Regions from separate parts of the Homo sapiens genome. Here region 1 is linked to region 2. A link is a loop called in an ENCODE intact Hi-C map of the cell type or tissue named here. Cell type or tissue: ascending aorta. All regions are shown on one strand. Each heading gives the region's core, and the rest is flanking DNA. Links, peaks and the distances in the headings are about the cores only.

Evidence for each region. Hi-C counts contacts between places; a loop is a spot of excess contacts. Peaks named below come from ENCODE experiments on the same cell type or tissue, not always from the same donor. Only the 100,000 strongest peaks of a DNase experiment are listed, where the experiment ranks them.
Region 1: it touches region 2 in a loop (2.4-fold over the local background); 2 of 110 quality-filtered maps call a loop at or near these places.

What each region holds. Positions count from the first base shown.
Region 1 is chr6:4,349,658-4,355,223 of GRCh38, reverse strand. No RefSeq gene overlaps it. Among named protein-coding and RNA genes, the nearest start is that of LINC02533, 140 kb to the left of the region's middle. In ascending aorta, for the core only: a CTCF peak has its summit at 2,903; a DNase peak (open chromatin) is centred at 3,143; H3K4me3 peaks cover 1,067 bases; H3K27ac peaks cover 1,300 bases.
Region 2 is chr6:4,658,019-4,663,584 of GRCh38, reverse strand. No RefSeq gene overlaps it. Among named protein-coding and RNA genes, the nearest start is that of KU-MEL-3, 50 kb to the right of the region's middle. RefSeq lists an enhancer at 2,325-3,143. In ascending aorta, for the core only: a CTCF peak has its summit at 2,691; a DNase peak (open chromatin) is centred at 2,498; H3K4me3 peaks cover 712 bases; H3K27ac peaks cover 1,041 bases.

The DNA of each region.
Region 1 (5,566 bases), core at 179-5,178, 310 kb after region 2:
TTTGAAAAAACAATTTCTTTTTATATCTCTGAATTTCTTGCTCATCATAGCTTTCATATCAAGAGGAATAGCAATTGGAAAATAACCATCCTCAAACAGTATTGATATAGTGCCCTTGCACATGAAACTATACAAAGAGTTGAAGGTCTAAAATAAATTTTGAGGCTGGGCACAGTGACTCATACCTGTAATCCCAGCACTCTGTGAGGCTGAGGTGGGCAAATCACTTAAGGTCAGGAGCTCAAGACCAGCCTGACCAACATGGTGAAACACCGTCTCTACTAAAAATACAAAAATGAGTGGGATGTGGTGACGTTCACCCAGCTACTTGGGAGGCTGAGGCAGGAGAATCGCTTGAACTCAGTGGAGGTTGCAATGAGCAAGATCATGCCACTGCACTCTAGCCTGGGTGACAGAGTGAGACTCCATCTCAAAAAAATAAATAAAAATAAAAAATAAAATTTGGACAATTATGTAACTACCAATGGCCAACCAGTATATCCTGGATTTCTATGATGTCCCTAGAAATGGATGAAAACACAGAAAATATAATCCCTGACATAGGGAGCTTACAGTCTGGTCAGGGAGGCAAGACCTACGTGGAATAAAACCATGGTATTTTGAAGCTGGAGGGGTGTCATTAGAGAAAATAAAACAGCAACCACCAAACAAGCAAGCAGTCAGTTGGTTCTGATGTCACAGGTGCCACTCCAGTGCTGTTCCACACAGGTCCCTCCTGCAGGTAGCTGCTCTGCCTGCCAAGGCTGCTGCAGGCCTGGGAGGGAGCCCCCACCAGGAACACTGGGAGATCAACCGGGAGATCTTAGGGATTCCAAGCTGGACTCGTGTCCATATTGGAGAGAATGCCCCCGCTTTGGGTTACACTCTGGTGGAGAGGCACCCCCTAGCATGTCGCAAAGTTTGATGAACGTTTTTGTCACATCCTCTGACTTCAGAACCCAAACAGGAGTCCAGGGAGCTGGGCCAACGCTGGCTTCAAACACAAGATGGCATACTACGCTCTGATCCCTGCCTCTCTCTAGCAAAGCCTATTCCCGAGTCAAGATCCTCAGGCCATCTCTTGTTTTTTTTATGCTGAGTGCTTTCCAGGGAACATCTTCCTTCTCCCTTGTCAGTTTAGGTGCTCTGAAAAGCAGATGCTAGGACTAGAGTAGACATGCCAGAGGTTTATTGGAGGAGACATTTGGTGACAAAGGGGAGGGAGCATAGGAAGGCAGGGAGGACCCTCAGACTGAAGTGCGGGTCTGACCCCTGTGAGGGCAGAGAGGGAAGAAGGATGGTCAGGAGGAGCCTCAGATGTCACAGAAGCCCTGAGAGTCCCAGTTGGGCCACTGGGAGTCCCTGGGCCAAAGCTGCCAGGAAGAGGAATCCTCCAGAGTCCTGGCTTTGGCACCCTCTCTGGGTAGCCTGGGGAGGTGGGACCTGGCTTGGCCGCCATGATGGATCCAAGGCTTAGCAGCTGGAGGCTGTAGTCAGCAGTGTTCTCCACAGAAGCTTCTCTTGCAGAGAGATTTGAGCAAGGCATTTCCATGGCTGCCACACCCTCGCAGGTAGGATTTTGTTGGAGAGCTGGAGAGCTTACTGAGCTGTGTCTGTGGGCCTTGTCCTGGCACCCTATTCTGTTCCCCCTGCCGTTGTAATGAAAAGCAGGAAAGAAGTGATTAAACTGCAAACACTGTGGAGCAGGTATGAAGTTCAGATTGTTCACAAGCCTCAGGTGTGCAAAAATAAATTTAGCTATTTCTCAGGCAATTAAGTAATTTCTCTTTCAGTTCAAGGCTTCTCTGTCAGTTTGGGGTTACTTTACTTTAATGAATTCAAGTGTTCCTGATCCTGGCTCCCTGTGGGGTTGCACACACATTCCAGGTCTCACCTGCTGTCATGACAGTGGAGGAGGATGGCGCCTGGTCACCACTCTGCCCTGGCTTCACTGGAGGTGTTTGCAGACCAGGGGCCTGGGGTGCTGGCCTCTGTCACCACCGCCTCTCCTGCTGCTGCCCACGGTGTCTCTCAGGTCTGTGGCTCACACAACCTACCTCATGGCCACTACTGGTATTTTTCAGCTGTGAACCCTAGTCCATTTCTGGTCTGAATTCCTTCTCTCTCCACTTGCAAGTTGACTTCGGCATCATGGCTGGTGTATAGTCTGCATCAGGAAGAGCTGTGCAGCTTAGACTGGCTCCCTTCAGCTAGGGTATTTCCAGAAGAGAGCTGTCCACTGAAGACTGTCCACTGGTGACATCTGCTGCAGCTAGGGGAAGAAACACTTCATTCCTGAAATGGGAGCTGGGAGGGAAAGCTTCAGCACGAGGGCACCTGTGGGCAGACGTCTCAAGAGCGTTGACATTATGGTCCTCGTCACATCCCGTGAAGATACAAATGGAATTTACAGTGATGTGAATTTAGACCTACAGTCCCACTCCTCTCTCTCAAGGGACAGTTCATGCATCTGAGGACTATGTGTCCAATGGGAGAACCTTCTCAGCCTTTCCTGTCTGCCTTTGTGTTCTCTTCCATCTCCTCACTCCCCATGGGCATTTCCACCGTAGACTGTCAGGGAAATCAAAAGCAGGGAAATGCAAACCAGTCCATAGCCAGCTCTGGCCAAAGCCTCACCTGGATGGGACATGGCAGTGGCAGCCTTGGCTCAATGGGTTTGGAGGAATTTCCAATGGCTTTCACTCCCGCAGCTGTCACATGGACAGTCGCAGTGTCTTCTCAGGGCGTCTTCCCAGCATGGCCACTACAGAATTGTAAAAAGCCTCTGGAAGCCCATGACTGCACCTCTGCGATCTCTCTCCCACCCTGCCCATAAACAGCCCAAAGGAGAATCCTCACATTCAGACAACATAAAATGTGCTTGAGTGGACACAGATTTCTCACTAATTCTCCGTGAAATCCATGTCACACTGCCACCTACTTCTTTCTCTATTACAGTAACACAGGAATGAGTCATAGTCTGGACGATCTTCTAGAACCCCCCGAGAGCTGCAAGAGCTGGGAAACAAGCCCAGGCAGCGCTGCCAGGCCTCTCGATATAACGCTGCTTTTGTGCCAGACCCACTGGGGGCTGTGCCTCTGCGACATTTCAGCTCTAGAAATGCTCCCTCTCCATTTCCAGCCGCCATCGCACACACGCAGATGCCTGAAATTCCCATGGCTAGTGACTCACGCCTCCTGGCTCGGCAGCAAGAGTCCTGAGCTCACTTCACTTTTGTTGAAAATGAAGAAGCCACTGGGAGGGGTGTTGCTTTAAGTCAGAGAGTGTCAGAGCTGGACGGGATCTTAACTGCAACCCTGTTCTGGGTGCTCGTCCAGCTGGGCACTGCCATCACAGCCCAGCCCGGGGAAGCCACAGGAGAAGCAGGGCTTTTTGGACTCTGCAGAGCAAAGTGTTCCTTACACTGGAATGTAGTATAAAGCAACACTTTTATAAACAAACAAGGATATGATGTGATGCAGAATGCTGAATCTGGGTGAATTCGTAAAATAGAGCGTGATATGTTGGCCACTACTGGACGGTTACTAGTTCCTGCACTCATTTACAGTGGCTGTGTGGCTGCTCTGTTGGGAAGTTTGGGAAAGCGCTGCTTAGACAACAGCAAGCTACCGTGTGACCCAACAATCCCACTTCTGGGTATACACCCCAAAGAATCAAACACGGGATCTGGAAGAGATATTTACACCCCCGTGTTAATGGCAGCATTATTCCCAACAGCCAAATGGTGGAAGAAATCCAAGTGTCTCTTAGTGATGAATGGATAAACAGAATGTGGTCATCTACACAATGAAATATTATTGAGCCTTGAAAAGGAAGGAAATTCTGACACACTGCAACATGGAGGAACATTATGCTCAGTGAAATCAGCCAGACACAAAAGGACAGATACTGTGTGATTCCACGTACATGCAGTACTAGAGTAGTCAAAATCATAACAACGGAAAGTAGCATGAGAAGGGCCAGGAGCTGCTGGGGAAGGAGGGGAAATGGGGAGTTGGTGTTTCATGCGGACAGAGTTTTCGTTTGGGGAGATGAAAAAGTCCTGAAGATGGATGTTGGTGATGGGTGCATAACATCCATCTAGTGGATACTGTGGCATCCAATACCACTTACTATTGTATGTCTTGTATCTTCCCCATGCACAAACTCCACCTCCTTCTCTGGACAGCTCCTGAGGGTTGGGTGATGCCTCATTCACTCTTACAGTGTAATTTTCCTAATGCCACTAAACTGTACCCCTAAAAATGACTAAAATGGCAAATGTTGTGTTACGTTAAAAGGGGAGGGCTGCATGTGAGAACACTAGTGAATTGCCAGATCACCTCATCCCACCCCTCCCTGTCCATTTCCAGGTGTTGGAAGCTGAGTTCAGAGAGCTGCTGTCATTTCCTGGGGTGCACGGCTGGTTAGTGCTGGAGCTGAGCCCAGGCTTCCTGACCTCTACGTCAGTGTTCTTTCCTTAAAAAAACCCATTGTTTATCATTTTTTTCCATGCTGATTGGAGAGATGGCAGTCAGATGAGGCAGATGTGGCTATGTCACTTGTGGCCACTCCTCTTTTCCAGTCCCGCTGCCACCACCCTTGTCCAGGTGTGCACAGCCTGAATTACAGCAGTAACCCTAATTTGCCTCCCTGACTCTAGTCAAATGCGTTTTGCTCACACTGCTGAGGGACAGACTAAGCATTTCACCCCCTGCCTCCCAAATGTCCATGGTTTCCCATTTTCAAGAAGAGGAACAGCAAAAGTTTTAGACTTAAATGTGACACAATTAATTGGTAATGGGCATGTGTCCTCCAAGAAGCAGATACTGAAATAAAATTCAAAGTGCAAGAGATTCTAGGGGATAGCCACCTGTGAAGCCTAAGGAGGTGGGAGCAGGAGAAGCTGAGAGGGAAGGAGCATTGGACAGGAAGAGCCCCAGATCTCATGGCAGTCCTGAGCGAGTCCTAGGCAGACAGATGGCAAGTCCTTGAGCCAAAGCTGCCCATAAAGGGAATCACCCAGAGGGCAAGAATGGCCCACTTCTAGCACCACTGCCAGGCTCAGTGTTGGCCGGAGGCAGCTGGCAGAAGTGCGGCCAGGTGCGAACACCCTGATGGATCCAGAGGTGCAGCTTCCCGGAGGTTTCAATCAGCTGTGATCTCTGCAAAAGGTTTGCTTGCAGGCAGGCACCTCTGTGGCTACTGCAAGATACTTGGTCCTTTTGCTTTTATATACTGAGGAACATCTGGATTCTGAGGCCATAGTCAGGCCACGAAGAAGGGCCACAATGGATCACTGGTGTTTCTTGGCTTTGTGTAGGAGGTGGTTAGGTACAGGGATAGGATAGTTGTGGCGCATCAACAGTGCATTTGGCATCCCTTCTCTTACACTGTTAGATAGAGTCAAATTCCATAGTCTGGTGTTCAAGGTTATTCATAACCTGTCTCTCTGGCCATTGAATGCTATGGAGTTCTCAAGGCAAAAACCGCCTCCTCCTTAAATCCTTCCCCTTGTCCTCTGCCTTTGCTCTAAGCCCCCACAGCCCTCTGAGCCTTACTTAT
Region 2 (5,566 bases), core at 280-5,279:
GGCCTACCGTCTCAAATCAGAGCGTGTGGTCTGAGATGTCTTCCTGTACATGCACCAGGATCAAGTGGGTAAAATACTGGATACCGGCAGTCTTCAGGAATATCCCGGAACAGGATCCTGAAGATGCAATGGAAACCCAATGTATATTGTTGTTCTGGAATGGAATTGAATTACTGTTATCACTGAGTAACATACAAAGCAAGAGAAACTTGCAGGGACTTTTCAGATCATGCCTAAGCTGGCTTGGGACATTTCCCAGGGCACTGGTTTACCCGGCTGATTCCTAATACCCCTAGACTGACTTAGCCATACTGAAATGCCCAGACATTTCATTGAAAATGTACAGAAATCAAATACAGCAGAAACGTGATGTTTCATGCTCGGTGTTTTGTGCTTGTGCGTGACCATTTGAATTGGCACTCCTGGGTCCTGAGATGACTTGAAGACGAATGGTTTTATCTCGGGTCTATTATGGTTCGTTCAGCAACTGGAAGCTTGTTTACAGCTCTGTGGCCGAGGGCCTGGGAACTGTCTGTGAATTATTTTGTCAACAAGTCAACCAGGGATGGCTGGCTTTGAGTCTGCTTTTTGCTTATATTTGACCCTCAATTATGAGATGTTCATACAAGGAAGGCATTATTTTAATAATAAAAATGTTTGCAGGCATCTGTTCCATTCATGGCTGAGATTTTATTGGCATTCATTGGAGTTGAAGTGAGAAGGAGCAAGTGAATTGGTTGAGCTGGGGCTTGGCCTCTGAGGGGAAGGGTCTGGGTTGCAGTGTCCTGGGTGGGCTCCTGTCTGGTGGGACGGAAGATCACTCCCCAGCCTGCCACCACGTAGTCCTCCTCCCTGAGCTGTGTGACAGGGAATGTGGTTAAAGGATGAATGAGTCATGTGGAACTGCCACATGGCTGGTCCTCCTTCCCCAGATCCTGAGAGAGCCTGCGGGGAGCTCGGTGGGCATTTGTTAAAGGGCCCTCCATCCAGCCCAACGCCCCAGATTTTCCTTTTCCCACATTCCTGTTAAAATAGCAGATGTTCCAAGACACGCCTCTGTGTGCCTGTGCCCGCTCCGGTTCCTGTCTCTGGAGTGCGTCCCCCAGCCCCCAACCGTCTGACCCAGCTAGAATCCAAAACAGTCTTCAGTCCTCTCCAGTAACACTTCCTTCATTCTTCTTCATGTTGGCCTCACCCATTTATTTATTTATTTACTTGTTTGTTTATTTATTTAGAGACAAAGTCTGGTGCAATCTTGGCTCACTGCAACCTCTGCCTCCCAGGCTCAAGCCATCCTCCCACCTCAGCCCCCACTCCGAGTAGTTGGGACTACAGGCGTGTACTGCAACACCTGGCTAATTTTTGTATTTTTTGTAGAGACGGGGTTTCACCACATTGTCCAGGCTGGCTTCGAACTCCTGAGCTCAGGCAATCCTCCCGCCTCAGCCTCCCAAAGTGCTGGGATTACAGGCGTGACTTGCTGCATCCAGTCTGCACTCAACCAATTATGAACTCAGAGTTCTGGGGTCATTAAAATTTTTTTTTATTTTTGGTAGAGAAGGGATCTCTCTGTTTCCCAGGCTGGAGTGCAGTGGTATGATCATGGCTCACTGTAGCCTCAAACTCCTGGGCTCAAGTGATCCTCCCATCTCAGCCTCCCCAGTAGCTGGGACTATAGGCATAAGCCACCATGCTCAGCTAAGTTTTTAATTTTTTTTTCTTTTAGAGATGGGGTCTAGCTATTTTGCCCAGGCTGGTCTCACATTCCTGCCTCAGCCTCCCAACAGGGAAGACAGGTGCCTATGAGCATGTACAGCTGGGTTCATCTTTAGTACCTGTTGGTGCTGCTGCTGCTGCTTTCTAGACACCAGGCCGGGAGCTTCACCTCTCTCAAGGCAGACTGCCTAACTGAGGGCTTCCCTGGCCTAGGCTGTGAAAAGGGAAGAGTAGTAGCCCCTGCCTCCTGGGACTGCTGGGGGGCTATACAGGTAAACCACGGAAGAGCGCATGCTCAGGGCCTGCATGTGGCTGGGAGCTGGCTCAGGACTCCTGGGAAGAGGTAGCTCACTTTGCACATAAATAGGCAGTGAGAGAGGCGGGGGACGCACGCAAAGCTCAGAGCCCAGGTATGTTGGGAAGGGGCCACGGAGTCATGTGTCGTGGTTGGTGGGAGCCAGGGCTGCTGCTGGTTCTCTCCTGATAGCTGATGGCCATGGTGATGGGGGGCAAAGTCCAAATGGCTTGTCTGGGCAGAAGTCCCTGTGGGGGTCGATCCTGGGCCAGAGGAGGTGGTGCTCATCCTCATAGAGAAGAGCTTTCCTGCAAAGAGAGCTGTCCACAGATGGACCGTGGAGCTCCCTGGCCAGAGAATGGGAGGAAAGCTGAGTCTCCACAGGGTCGGGCCCCGGGAGCACAGTCACCGTCTCCTGGCTTGTCCCCAGCGCTGCTGGAAGGGTTGTACTGTACAGTGGAAGAAGAATGTAAATATCGTTGCACACAGGGATTATTTTTACTGGTAGACGTCATGGTCCTCCTCCTCCTTTAAGAACAAGTGTTGGGTGTGGGGTGGGGGCAGATCAGACCCTGCCTGTTGGAGACAACAGCAGAGACGGAACTGTGGGAGGAAGGGAGGCCAGGACCAGCCAAGAGGGCTGGCAGCTGGCCCCCCCAATCCCTGCTGCGGGGGCGTCCTAGTGAAGTTTCTTGCCTCCTCAGCCCTCTTGTGCCCTCCCGAGGTCTTGCTGCTTTTCAACCATCTCTGGCCTGAGTAAAGGTGGGGCGTGCCCCTGGGGTGGGAGGGGGGCTGCTGGGCTGAGGATCCCACACAGGGTGGACCTTTGTTTTGTGGGGCGGGGTCGGGTACAAGGTGGGCCTGGCATGGAAAAATTAAAGGCCGCCAGAAGGGAGTTGGCAGGGGCCGCCCGTGAGAGCCCATGCCTCTGAAGAGCTATTTATAAATCGGGCACAGGGCATTCAGCTTTCTGGGGCTTCCCTTCCTCCAGGGCATGGTGGGACCAGCGCTCCTGCCCGCTGGGGCTGGGGTTGCCAGGCTCCTCGCCTGGCCATGGGAGCTGCATGGTGTCATAAATGGACTCAAATGCCACAGTTAACTGTGGCTGGTGTCTATTTTATGTCAGAATATGGAGGGGTGGTGGGTGGTGGGCAGGGTGGAAGTGGAGTTTGCTTTTTTCCCCATTTGCTGAGGACATTATTTTGAACAAAAATATGTTCAGAGGGTTGAGAGAGAGCATCAAGTAAAGCTGTTTTATTGACAGTGAAATCATAGCTATTGAGGTTAACTCAGGCTGTTCATAAAAGCAACCCTGAAATAAGTGGCTTAAGAAAACAAGCTGCAGAAAGAAACAAATGAGAGAATTCTGCAGTGACCTTACAGGAAGAAAGTGTGGGCTGGGTGGAGCCCCAGACTGCAAGTGAGAAGCTCTGGGCTTAGTCCCAGTAATCGCTCTTACTGGTAGTGTGACCTTGGGCCAGTCACTTAACCACTAGGCCTCCATTTTTCCCTCTGTAAGTTCACCTAATCATCACTGCACTGCCAGCCTCACTGAGGTGCTATAAGTCTGTCTTGGTAAGCAATATTAAAATATGGGTTTTGCCCCAGCACTGTGGATCATGCCTGTAATGCCAGCACTTTTGAGGCAGTAGGATGGCTTGAGCCCAGGAATTTGAGACCAGCCTGGGCAACATAGCAAGACCCTGTCTCTAAAAAAAAAAAAAAAATTAAGGAATCATGCTGCTATAAAAACACATGCACACGCATGTTTATTGCGGCACTATTCACAATAGCAAAGACTTGGAACCAACCCAAATGTCCAACAATGATAGACTGGATTAAGACAATGTGGTACATATACACCATGGAATACTATGCAGCCATAAAAAATGATGAGTTCATGTCCTTTGTAGGGACATAGATGAAGCTGGAAACCATCATTCTCAGCAAACTATCGCAAGGACAAAAAGCCAAACACTGCATGTTCTCACTCATAGGTGGGAATTGAACAATGAGAACACATGGACACAGGAAGGGGAACATCACACACTGGGACCTGTAGTGGGGTGGGGGGAGGTGGGAGGGATAGCATTAGGAGATATACCTAATGTTAAATGATGAGTTAATGGGTGCAGCACACCAACATGGCACATGTATACATATGTAACAAACCTGCATGTTGTGCACATGTACCCTAAAACTTAAAGTATAATAATAAAAAATGTAGGTTTTATGAAAATCCACTGCTTTTTCTTGCTGGCTATGTGCACAATCTCTGTTCTACTTTTTGAAAACTGGCATCTTGCTTCTCCTGCGTCATGCCTGTCTATGATGCTGTTTCTCTGTCTCCTCAAACAGCCATTTGCTCTTGCCTCATGGCTGACTTTGGGGTGGTGCTGGGGAGGCTGGCTTTCTTAAGAGAAGCATGTGAAAATTTCTGTCTCTCTACCCCTCTGTCTGTCTCCCTGTCTCTCTCCCCACTCTCTTCTCATTCTCTTTGTGGTTTGAAGGATCAAATTCAACAGAAACTTCATCCTTCCAGTTGCTCCAGCCCAAACAAAGCCCTGGATCCCCCAGGACTCCTTCTGTCTTTCTCACCCCAATTCAATCCACGAGTAAATCCTGTAGACTGCATCTTTCAGGTTTGCCCAGAATGTAAGCCCTCCTCCTCCACGGCACCACCTCATCTGAGCCGCCATCATCTCCTGTCCGGATTGCTGCAATAGCCTCCTAAAGGGTCTGCTTCCACCGTCACTCCTTCAGTGCATTTTCAACATAATAGCAGGGTGATCCTGCAAAAATGTAAGCCAGATCCTGCCACTCCTGTGCTGCACTCTCTTGAGTCACAGTCGAGGTCTGGCCCCTCATTTCCTACTCTCCTTCCTGTTACCTGCCCTCTCCCAGTCATACACTCCTCTGTCTCACCCCTGCACATGCCAGTGGTGTTCCCACCTCAGGGCCTTCGCACTTCCTGCTCCCTCTGACTGCGCTGTTCTTCCTCCAGTCAAAAATGGGTCTCTTTCTCTCACCTCCTTCAGGTCTTCCTGAAATGTGAGGTCCACCCTGACCATCCTACTTAAAATGGCATCACCCACTTCCCCTGGGTCTTTCTTGTTTTAGTTTTCTCCGTAACAGTTACCACCATCTATCATACTGTATCTTTTACCTATTTACTGTGTGTCCCTCCCATACTCACCCTAGAACGTAAGTTCCATGGGGCAGCGATTTTTCTTAATTGTGTTCACTGTCCATTCTCCTTTAACATCTCCCCTTATAAGAGGAGTTAGGGAGTAATCCCTCATTTTCTTTTGTCTGGAAGAATTTTTCTTTTGTCCGGAAGAATTTCTTTTGTCTAGATGATCTGGTCCTTGAAAATTTCACCTCACCTGTAAACCCATGGGGGCTTGGTACTTTTTGTGTGTGTGTGAGAATAATTTTTCTTTAATAATTATAGCATTATTCAAGTTTTACCTTTTGGTTTTTTGCTTAAGTCAGTTTTAATAAATTATGTTTTGTAGATATTTATCTAAGTTTTCAAAATTTTTGGCATATTGT